2 separate regions of the Homo sapiens genome follow, and region 2 is linked to region 1. A link is a loop called in an ENCODE intact Hi-C map of the cell type or tissue named here. Cell type or tissue: sigmoid colon. All regions are shown on one strand. Each heading gives the region's core, and the rest is flanking DNA. Links, peaks and the distances in the headings are about the cores only.

Evidence for each region. Peaks named below come from ENCODE experiments on the same cell type or tissue, not always from the same donor. Only the 100,000 strongest peaks of a DNase experiment are listed, where the experiment ranks them.
Region 2: a loop joins it to region 1, with 2.2 times the contacts of the local background. A loop is called at or near these places in 3 of 110 quality-filtered maps.

The regions. Positions count from the first base shown.
Region 1 is chr5:37,322,600-37,327,987 of GRCh38, reverse strand. It overlaps NUP155 (nucleoporin 155), which reads left to right. Exons shown (of 35, transcript NM_153485.3): 18 at 212-359; 19 at 2,021-2,087; 20 at 3,881-3,996. It also overlaps the pseudogene RNU7-75P. Among named protein-coding and RNA genes, the nearest start is that of NUP155, 46 kb to the left of the region's middle. In sigmoid colon, for the core only: no CTCF peak of the experiment used is centred there; no DNase peak of the experiment used is centred there.
Region 2 is chr5:37,212,266-37,217,653 of GRCh38, reverse strand. CPLANE1 (ciliogenesis and planar polarity effector complex subunit 1) reads left to right here. Exons shown (of 53, transcript NM_001384732.1): 16 at 3,922-4,095. It also overlaps the pseudogene OFD1P17. Among named protein-coding and RNA genes, the nearest start is that of CPLANE1-AS1, 34 kb to the left of the region's middle. In sigmoid colon, for the core only: no CTCF peak of the experiment used is centred there; no DNase peak of the experiment used is centred there; H3K27ac peaks cover 232 bases.

The DNA.
Region 1 (5,388 bases), core at 225-5,224:
CTTCTTATTAAGGAAAACCAAGTTAAATATCTATGTATTTCATTGTTTTTGTAAATACCTTTGTGTCTAGATACACAAACTTGGGTTATGAGAATTCTGAATTTTATGGGTTCTAAGATTAAGAGATTTATGGGTTCTAAGATTAAGATTAAGAGATTTATGGGTTCTAAGATTAAGATTAAGAGATTTGTTTTTCTTATGTGTGTACAAGGTATACAGCCTCCTGCCATGTCAACTCCAGTGTGTGCTCTGGGAAACCCAGCAACTCAGGCCACAAATATGAGTTGTGTGACTGGACCAGAGATTGTGTACTCTGGAAAACACAATGGTATTTGCATTTACTTTTCTCGGATCATGGGGTAAGTTTGTCATGAAATAATGAATTATTGCTCACCTTGTCCCATCTTGAGTAGTTAAATATTTTTAACTCTGAATTTGGGACATCATTTATTCCTATTAAATTTTAGTTTTAGCTCACTTGTTGATCAATAAAACTTTTCTATTATTCCAGTTTTTGTTATCTAACTATATTCATTGCTGTGTTTTATTTCTCTTACTCTCTCATAATCTATTTTTGTAGCATCAAAATACAGTTGTTCCTTAACACAGGGGTTAGGGGATGCCAACCACCATTCCTCAACCTTCATGTAGTCAAAAATTCATGTACAACTTTTGACTTTCTTAATTACTAATAGCCTACTGTCTAGAAGCCTCACTGATAAGTAATCAATTAACACGTTTTGTATGTTTTTTGTGTTTTCTTTTTTTAACTTTTGCATGGTGTAGGAGTATGGGGGAGTCTCGTAAAAACCAGAAAACCTGCTAGACAAATTCTAAAACAGCCGTAACACTGATATTTTGTGTTATATGTGTTATACACTATATTCTTACCATAAAGTAAGCTAGAGAAAAAAAATTAAGAAAATCATAAGGAAGAGAAAATATATTTACTATTCATTAAGTGGCAATGGATCATCATAAAAGTCTTCATCCTTGTCTTCACGCTGAGTAGGCTGAGGAGTAGGAAGAGGAAGGGTTGGTTTTGATGTGCTGGGGTAGCATAGGTGGGAAAAAAATCTGTGTATAAGTGGACCCACACAATTCAAGCCCATATTGTTCAAAGGTCAACTGTATATCTACTTACATATGAATGTACAGTGTTACAAACTTCCCCATAACTCAGTGACATGTGTCTACAGTTCAACAGGGCAGTTCTTGTCTTGCTGGGCTAACTCAAGAATAGGCAATCAGTTGTGAAGTTAAAGAGAGCTATGCTTATCTTGGCTAGACTCTCACATGTTCAAGGTTATATTTTCCAGCTGGTCTAGAATGGCCCAAGATGAAACAGCTTGGTTGTTCTCTACATGGTTTCTCATCCCCCAGCAGGCCAGCCAAAGATTATTTAGTTGGTGGTGGCAGAGTTCCTTGAGAAAGAGTAGACACTTGCAAAACCTTTATTCTAAACTCAGAACTGGCTTACCATGCACTTTTCCGCCTTATTCACTTGGCCAGAGGGAAGTCACAGGGCCAACTCAGATTTAAAAGGTGGGAAATAGACCACCTTTTAGGGGAGAGACATCAAATCATACTGCAGAGGGGATAGATATAGGGAGGGATAAAGAAATGTGGTTGTTTTTGCAATCAGTCTATCATGTTATCTTAGTTAGCTATCATGCCTAATATATATTTCTCTTAGATTTGAGATGTATGATTTCATTCATCTCATTTGCTTAAAAGTATGAAACAGTACAGAGCCCCTTTATAAATTTCCTGTTTACAATTTATTATACAGAGCCTTTTGATTTTTCTTCAGTAATATTTCATTATCTGAAAAACTTAGGTACATCAGGTATGAAAATTTTCTAGTATTCCACTCTTCTAGATAGCTTAGTAAAATGTTAAATGAAACCACTGCAAGTTTTAAAAACTGAATAAAGCCATTAAGTTCCTAGAGAAAGAAATTTATTGTAATTGTTTTTATTCATTTACAGCACAATCATTAAAACTTTTTTTTTTCCAGAAACATTTGGGATGCAAGCTTAGTTGTGGAGAGAATATTCAAGAGTGGCAACAGAGAGATCACTGCAGTAAGTGTGTATAATATTATTTTGTTATTTTTGTGTAGCCAGTTGATGGTATAAATGGTTAGATTGTTTCACATTTCCTGATATTACACAAATAAGATGGCAAAGGTTATTTTTTTTTTTTTTTTTTTTTTTGAGACAGAGTCCTGCTCTGTCTCCCAGGCTGGAGTGCAGTGGCCCAGTCTCAGCTTACTGCAACCTCTGCCCTCTGGGGTCAAGCGATCCTCCCACCTCAGCCTCCTGAGTACCTGGGATTACAGGTGTGCGCCACCATGCCTGGCTAATTTTTGTAGTTTTTGTAGAGATAGGGTTTCACCATGTTGCCCAGGCCAGTCTCAAACTCCTAGACTCAAGCAAACCACCTGCCTTGGCTTCCCAAAGTGCTAAGATTACAGGCAGGGGGCCTCAGCGCCTGGCGGGTTATTCTTTTATGTATATGTTTGCATTCTTGGACAACAAACTGCTTACCTTCAGGTTTAAATCTCATCTCTAACATTGATTAACTGTCTGAATATGAGTAAATTACTTAACATTTCAGAGCCTGATACCTCATGGTAAAAGAAGGGGCGTAGTATATCTCCCTCATAAGGTTGTCATGAGGGATAACTCAAGCAACTTAATATTGCTCAAATTTTACTATGTAATACTTTGACATATATATGAACGAAAACTCCATGGACCCAGCACTAATTTCTATGAATTGGCATACTTTACAGACTGCTTTTTGCTCTTGTTGCCCAAGCTGGAGTGCAGTGGCACAGTTTCACTCTTGTTGCCCAAGCTGGTGTGCAATGGCATTATCTCGGCCCATCGTAACCCCTGCCTCCTGGGTTCAAGCGATTCTTCTGCCACAGCCTCACGAGTAGCTGGGATTACAGGTGCGCGCCACCATGCCCAGCTGATTTTTTGTATTTTTAGTAGAAACAGTGTTTTACTATGTTAGCCAGGCTGGTCTCGAACTCCTGACCTCAAATGATCCGCCCACCTCGGCCTCCACTGAGAATACAGGCGTGAGCCACCACGCCCAGTCCAAATATATTTTTAATTGTGAGGCTCTTAAAGTTCATGAGTTGGGCACAGTGGCCCGTGCCTGTAACCACAATGCTTTGGAAGGCTTGAGCCCAGGAGTTCAGGACCAGCCAGGGCAACGCGGCCAGATGCCTTTTCTATAAAATAAAATAAGATTAAAATTAGTCAGATATGTGGTGGCATGTGCTGGTACTTCCAGCTAATTGGGAAGGAGGGTCACTTGAACTTAGGAAGTCAAGGCTGCAGTAAGATATGATCCGCGCCACTACACTCCCAGGCAACAACAAGACGCTGTCTCTCAAAAAAAAAAAAGTTCAAGTTTCTAAGAATAAGAGTGTATTTGCCTAACACAGTATATGATTCCATATATATATATGGAAGTCTAAAAACTTGTAAAATTAATCTATGTTGATAGGAGTAAGAAAAGTAGTTACCTCAGAGGTGGGATGACTAATGGCTACAAAGGAACATAGGAAACTTTCTTTGGTGTTGGAAATTTCTGTATTGTGGTCTGGGTGATGACTATACAAAAATATATAAAAGTAATCAAGATGTTTTCTTAGTATTTGTATTTTATTGTATGTTAGTTATGCATCAGTGTTACTGGCAGGAGAGGAAGTGTGTAGGTATACTTTATTCGGATCAACAGGTGTGAATTGATACAAGAAATAACTATAGAGATACTCATTTCAAAATTAAAATTGTTTATATTATAGCTATACAGAGGGTGTGTTTTTAAACTTTTGAAAAATCTTTCATTTTTACAGATTGAAAGTAGTGTTCCCTGCCAACTGCTAGAGTCAGTGCTACAAGAACTAAAGGGTTTGCAGGAATTTCTAGACAGAAACTCCCAGTTTGCAGGAGGACCATTAGGAAATCCAAAGTAAGAATAAATAGGGTTTATTAATTCATCTTTTTCTTTTCGTTGTATTTTTTGTTGAGATGATTTACATACTACAAAGTTGGTCCTTTTAAAGTGTGCAGTTTAGTATTTTTTAGTGTATCTACAAGGTTATGCAACCATCACCACTATCTAATTTTAGAACATTTTCATCACAGCAATAAGAAACTCTTGTGCCCATGACCAGCCATTATTATTCATGGACCTTCCCCCAGTCCCTGGCAACCACTAATCTACTTTCTGTCTCCACAGATCTGCCTTTTCTGACTATTTATATAAATATTATATTTTATATATTACATAAGATACACAATATATAAATATATTATATGAATATATGTAAATGGAATGTTTATAGAAATATAGTTATATAAATGGAATATTTATAGAAATATAGTTATATAAATGGAATATAGAAATATTTATATGAATGGAATATTTATAGACATATTTATATACATGGAATCTTTATAGAAATATTTATATAAATGGAAGTATGCAACAGATAACCTTTGGTGTCTGTTTCTTTCCCCAAGCATGTTTTCAAGGTTTGATTGTTGTAGCATGTATTACTACTTGTCTCATTTCTCAGTTTATCAGTTGATAGATATTTGGGTTGTTTCAGCTTTTTGGCTAATAAGAATGCTGATATGAGCATTCCTGTACAAGTTTTTGTGTGGACATGTGTTTAGACGGACTCTTGCTCTGTCACCCGTGCTGGAGTACGAAGGCTCCAACTTGGCTCACAGCAACCTCCGCCTCCCAGGTTCAAGCAATTCTCCTGCCTCAGCCTCCCAAGTAGCTTAGATTACAGATGTGCACCACCATGCCCAGCTAATTCTTCTTTGTATTTTCAGCGGAGACGGGGTTTCACCATGTTGACCAGGCTGGTCTTGAACTCCTGACCTCATCATCCACTGGCCTCAGCCTCCCAAAGTTCTGGGATTACAGGCGTGAGCCACCATGCCCGACCAAGAGTGGACATTTGGGTTTTTTTTTTGAGACGGAGTTTCGCTCTTGTCGCCCAGGCTGGAGTGCAATGGTGCAATCTCGGCTCACTGCAACCTCCACCTCCTAGGTTCAAGCGATTCTCCTGCCTCAGCCTCCTGAGTAGCTGGGGTTACAGGCGCCTGCCACCATGCCCAGCTAATTTTTCTATTTGTAGTAGAAATGGAGTTTCACTATGTTGGCCAGGCTGGTCTCAAACTCCTGACCACCTTCAGGTGATCCACCATGCCCAGCAATAATGGATTTTTTTTTTTTTTTTGAGACAGAGTCTCGCTCTGTCGCCCAGCCTGGAGTGCAGTGGTGCGGTCTCAGCTCACTGCAACCTCCGCCTCCCGGGTTCATGCCATTCTCCTGCCTCAGCCTCCC
Region 2 (5,388 bases), core at 169-5,168, 110 kb after region 1:
TTACACTTTATTTTTATTTATTTATTTATTTATTTATTTATTTATTTGAGATGGTGTCTCGCTCTGTCGCCCAGGCTGGAGTGCAATGGCGCAGTCTCGGCTCACTGCAACTTCGGCCTCCTGGGTTAAAGTGATTCTCCTGCCTCAGCCTCACTAGTAGCTGGGATTACAAGCGTGCACCACCATGCCCAGCTAATTTTTTGTATTTTTAGTAGAGACGGGGTTTCACCATATTGGCCAGGCTGGTCTCTAACTCCTGACCTCAGGTGATCCACCTGCCTTGGCCTCCCAAAGTGCTGGGATTACAGGCATGAGCCACTGCACCCGGTCGAGATTTACACTTTGAAAATTTTTTTAACTTCTAAATTGATACAGCTTTATTCTGTGACAATAACTTTTATCATCAGGTCACTCCCTATTTAAGAGGCTGATTCCTGAGTTTTGCATAAGGTTTGAATGATTAAGATTACTGAAAATCTTACCTTTGTATAATTCCTCCATAAGTTTTACCCAGGAGAAAAAAATTTTTACCCAGGTATCTCTAACTCGAATGTGAAGAAATAGTGTGGTTTTTCCCCCCAAATATTACAGTGACTAAATGAAGACTACTGCTTGAAGGCTAATAAAATTTTCTCAATTCCTTTTGTTTAAAAAAAGAAACCAGGTAACATTAATTAACATTATTTTCTTTATTAACAATATTCCTTTGAGGGCCTACTATATGAGAGGAGAAGTGCTAGGTGCTGGGACATACAGTGAACAAGATAGAAATCCATACACATATAAAATGTAATTTCCCATGAATATGTGTCAGATCACTTCTGGAAAAGAAAGATACCTTTCTATTGTTGGAGCCATACACTTCATACCAACTAATGTTATCCTAGTATTTATCTATACAGTATTTAGTAGTTTTAAGCTAATTTATTTTCAAATTTGTGAATGCCAGCTTATATTATTATTGAGATTCTCAAGTGGGAATGACGCATGTCCTCTAATCCTGCTAGTGCACTTTGGAGTTATGCCAGAAATTTTGATGTGATTCTTCTGTCCACCTGCTATCTAGCCATCTCCCTTCACTCCACACATTTGTGTGCGTGTGTTTGAGATAGGGCCTCACTCTGTCACCTAGGCTGGAGTGCAGTGGCGTGATCACAGCTCACTGCAGCTTCAACCTCCCAGGCTCAAGTGATCCTCCTGCCTCAGCCTCCTGAGTAGCTGGGACTATAGGCACATGCCACCACACCTGGCTAATTTTTGTATTTTTTTGCAGTGATGGGGTTTCTCCATGTTGCCCAGGCTGGTATCAAACTCCTGGACGGACTCAAGTGATCCTCCATCCTGGGCCTCCCAAAGTGTGGGGATTACAGGCATGAGCCTCTGTGCCTGGCCCACCCCACACGTTCTTTTTGCTACTGCCTGCCCCCCAAAATCTTATACTAGTGAGCTACTATTACTAATGGGAGTATATTAAGATTCTCAGATCTAATGGTACAGACAAAAGCATTAAGAATCTTGGGTGGTCATGGTGGCTCACACCTGTAATCCCAGCATTTTGGGAGGCTGAGGCGGACCGATTACTTGAGCTCAGGAGTTCAAGACCAGCCTGTCCAACATGGCGAAACCCCATCTTGACCAAAAAAATACAAAAAAAATTAGCCGGTCAAGGTGGCGTGTGCCTATAGTCCCAGCTACTCAGGAGACTGAGGCGGGAAGATGGCCTAAACCTTGGAGGCAGAGGTTGCAGTGAGCTGAGAATGTGCCACTGCACTCTAGCTTGGGTGACAGAGCAGGATTCTTTCTCAAAAAACAAAAAAGAAAAAAAGAAAAAAATCTTATATCAGTGCTTTTTAGATTATTTTTGTAGTAAGCCCTGCCCCGTTTATCTTCAAAAAAAAAAAAAAAAAAAAAAAAGGAAAGAGAAGGAAAAACGGGAAATAAATAATGAAATTCTAAGCTTGCAAGGCTGTCGTGCCTGGGTCATTTTGTATAGATACCTCCATTTAAAAAATAAAACTTAAAGTTGTGAACAGTTCTTAGGTGTATGTGCACATAATTACTAACTACAGTTGACCATTGAACATCACAGGGGTTAGGAGCACCAACACCCTCATGCTGTCAAAAATTCGTGTATAACTTGACTCCCGAAAAACTTAACCATTAATAGCCTACTGTTGACTAGAAGCCTTACTGGTAACATAAATAGTTGATTAACATATATTTTATATGTTGTATATATTATATACTGTATTCTTAGAATAAAGTAAGCCAGAGAAAGGAAAGTTGTATTAAGAAAATCCTAAGAGGCCAGGTACAGTGGCTCATGTCTGTAATCCCAGCACTTTGGGAGGCCGAGGCGGGCAGATCACCTGAGGTCAAGAGTTCGAGACCAGTCTGACCAACATGGAGAAAACTGGTCTCTACTAAAAATACAAAATTAGCCGGGCGTGGTGGCACGTGCCTATAATCCCAGCTACTCAGGAGGCTGAGGCAGGAGAATCACTTGAACCCAGAAGGCGAGGTTTGTGGTGAGCTGAGATCGCACCATTGCACTCCAGCCTGGGCAATAAAAGTGAAACTCTGTCTCAAAAAGAGAAAAAAAAATCATAAGGGAAAATACATTTCCAGTATTGTACTGTATTTATTGATACCACAAGTTTATGTTATCTGTTTCCAAGATTAATTGTCTGAAATGGTAGACAACCATAGCTGCAGACCTCAATCCATGGTATGTCTCAAGTAATTCAACTTTTACTTGTAATGTCATGATTTTTTTCTGCTTATTCAGAACACTTCCAGGATCTCTGGTGGCACTTCCTGTAGGTCTTATGGTGTTATTCAAGGTTTATGGTACTGCACTAAACGTGATGAGAACTACACAAGAATTGTGAGGTTGCTTTTTATTGCCATGTGCACTTTACTAGAGAGATGAACTGCTCATGCAGAGATGATTAGCATCACACAGTATTTTAAGCAAATACTTGCAACACTTGAACTCCTCAAAATAGCAACAGGAAGTAGCTGCAAAATTAATACAGTAGTACAGTAGGAACTACAATGAATTTTATGCAGTTATTTAATACTTTATCTTTATGTGTGTTTACATTTCTCTTGACTGTGAACAGTGCCATATATGGCCTGTAAGTGTTTGTGTAAATTTTGATAATTTTTTTTTGAGTCAGGGTCTATCTAGCTCTGTTGCCCAGGCTGGAGTGCACTGGCACAATCTCAGCTTACTGCAGCCTCCGCCTCCTAGACTCAAGCGATCCTCCTACCTCAGCACCCTGAATAGCTGGGACTATAGGTGCGCACAACCATGCCCAGCTAATGTTTCTTTTTATTGTATTTTTCTGTAGAGGTGGGATTTCACCATGTTGCCCAGGCTGGTCTCAAACTCCTGAGCTCAAGAGATCAGCCCACCTTGGCCTTCCAAAGTGCTGGGATTATAGGTGTAAGCCACTGTACCCAGCCAATTTTGATAAATTTTAACTTTTTATAGTTTATATGTATTTTATGGTACTAAATGATAAAATAATTATTTACATATATTTTTTATATTGATGACATACCTTTTTCTTTTTTTATTGATATTTCTAGGTTATGTGGTATGCCTACAAATTTTTTCAAATTGTCACAAATCTCCAAAACATTTTCTAGTACATTTATGGAAAAAAAATCTGTATATATAAGTGGATTTATGCAGTTCAAACCCGTGAAGTTCAAGGGTCAATTGTAATTGTTTCTGGTTTTATTGTCTTTAAGAAGTACGGTACCTATTATAATTCAGCTTGTATTGGCCATGGGTGCTTATCTCAGAAAAAAAGGTATTGCAATTTTCTTTTTGTATAATGTTGGGAACTTAAATATTATTACTTTTGGTAGTTGATCACAATCTTCTTAGGTCATTGCTGTATTCCTTAGGTGCTGCAAAGTCTCATTTTGAGTGTGGAATGGTGGGCGGTGTTCATCCTGAGGCAGCAGTGAGAGTCGTCCAGTCCATGGCTCGTTTCATGGCTGCCTATTTCACCAATCAGCAGCTTTGCATTTTGCCCCCTCATCATGTGAATGTTCTTCCCCCACTTCATATTAAAACAGGTAATGTAGTAAACAAATCCTTTTTAAACTTTTTTTGCATTGCACATAATATAATATTTAAAACATATTATACAGAGGCCATTACTCAATGATACTGTTCTAGCATAGTATCTGAAACATAGGAGGTGATTTATGACTATGAATGAATAGAATCTGAGAAAAGTAATGGCTTAGATTCGTTTTTACTGAACATGGCTTTTTAAAATCACAAAATTGGGACAAGTTGATCTTTATAAAGTTTTTAGTTTTAAATTTTAATTTATTAATTATTTCTTTTTAGAGATGGAATTTTGCTATATTGCTCAGACTGTTTTTGAACTCCTGGCCTCAAACAATCTTTTCTTTTTTTTGAGACTGAGTTTCGCTCTTGTTGCCCAGGGTGGAGTGCAATGGTGTGATCTTGGCTAACTGCAACCTCCACCTCCTGGGTTCAAGCAATTTTCCTGCCTCAACCTCCCAAGTAGCTGGGATTATCGGCATATGCCACCACACCTGGCTAATTTTTTGTATTTAGTAGAGACAGGGTTTCACCACGTTAGTCAGGCTGGTCTCGAACTCCTGACCTCAGGTGATCCACCTGCCTTGGCCTCCCTGCTGGGATTATAGGCGTGCGCCACGTGCCCGGCCAAATGATCTTAACCACCTCAGCCTCCCAAGTAGCAGGGACTATAGGTGTGCCCAGCTGAAGTTTCAATTTTTAAAGTGAAAGAGCTGCCACCTTCATTTATGTCAAAATGTAGAGATTTAATAAATATTGAGCCTGCTAATTCAGTATTTAATGTTATTTGGATGATTTACTTTTATTATTTTATTTGGACCATTTACTTTTTAAATTTAATACTTTCATTAGTATGGTCAAAATGCATCTAATCCTGTGCTAGATAACTGCCCTGCTCTCAGTATAAACAGGTACACAAATTTCTATGATATTCATTCATTCTAATTTTTATTAAGTGCCTACTATTTGCCACACAGTATTCTTAGTGCTGCACATATACTAGCTTGCACCACATGAAATTGATAATACGAAAACATTTGTAGTTTCTTTCTTTTTTTTTTTTTTGGATTACACATTTTTATTCAGAGTTTTATCTGTTGATAGAGAAACATTTACAAAGGAGTAAATGTTATGTAATTTCTCATGGTATGTAAGTTAGAAGCTGGGCAGCAAACATGGTTACCAAGAGTCATCTGGTTCTTCATGAGAAAAGCGTGTTAAACTTTCGACTTTGTCACTACATTGCAGTGTGTCCACTAGGGAGCCTTCCTGGACCATCTTTTTTGAGCTCTTAT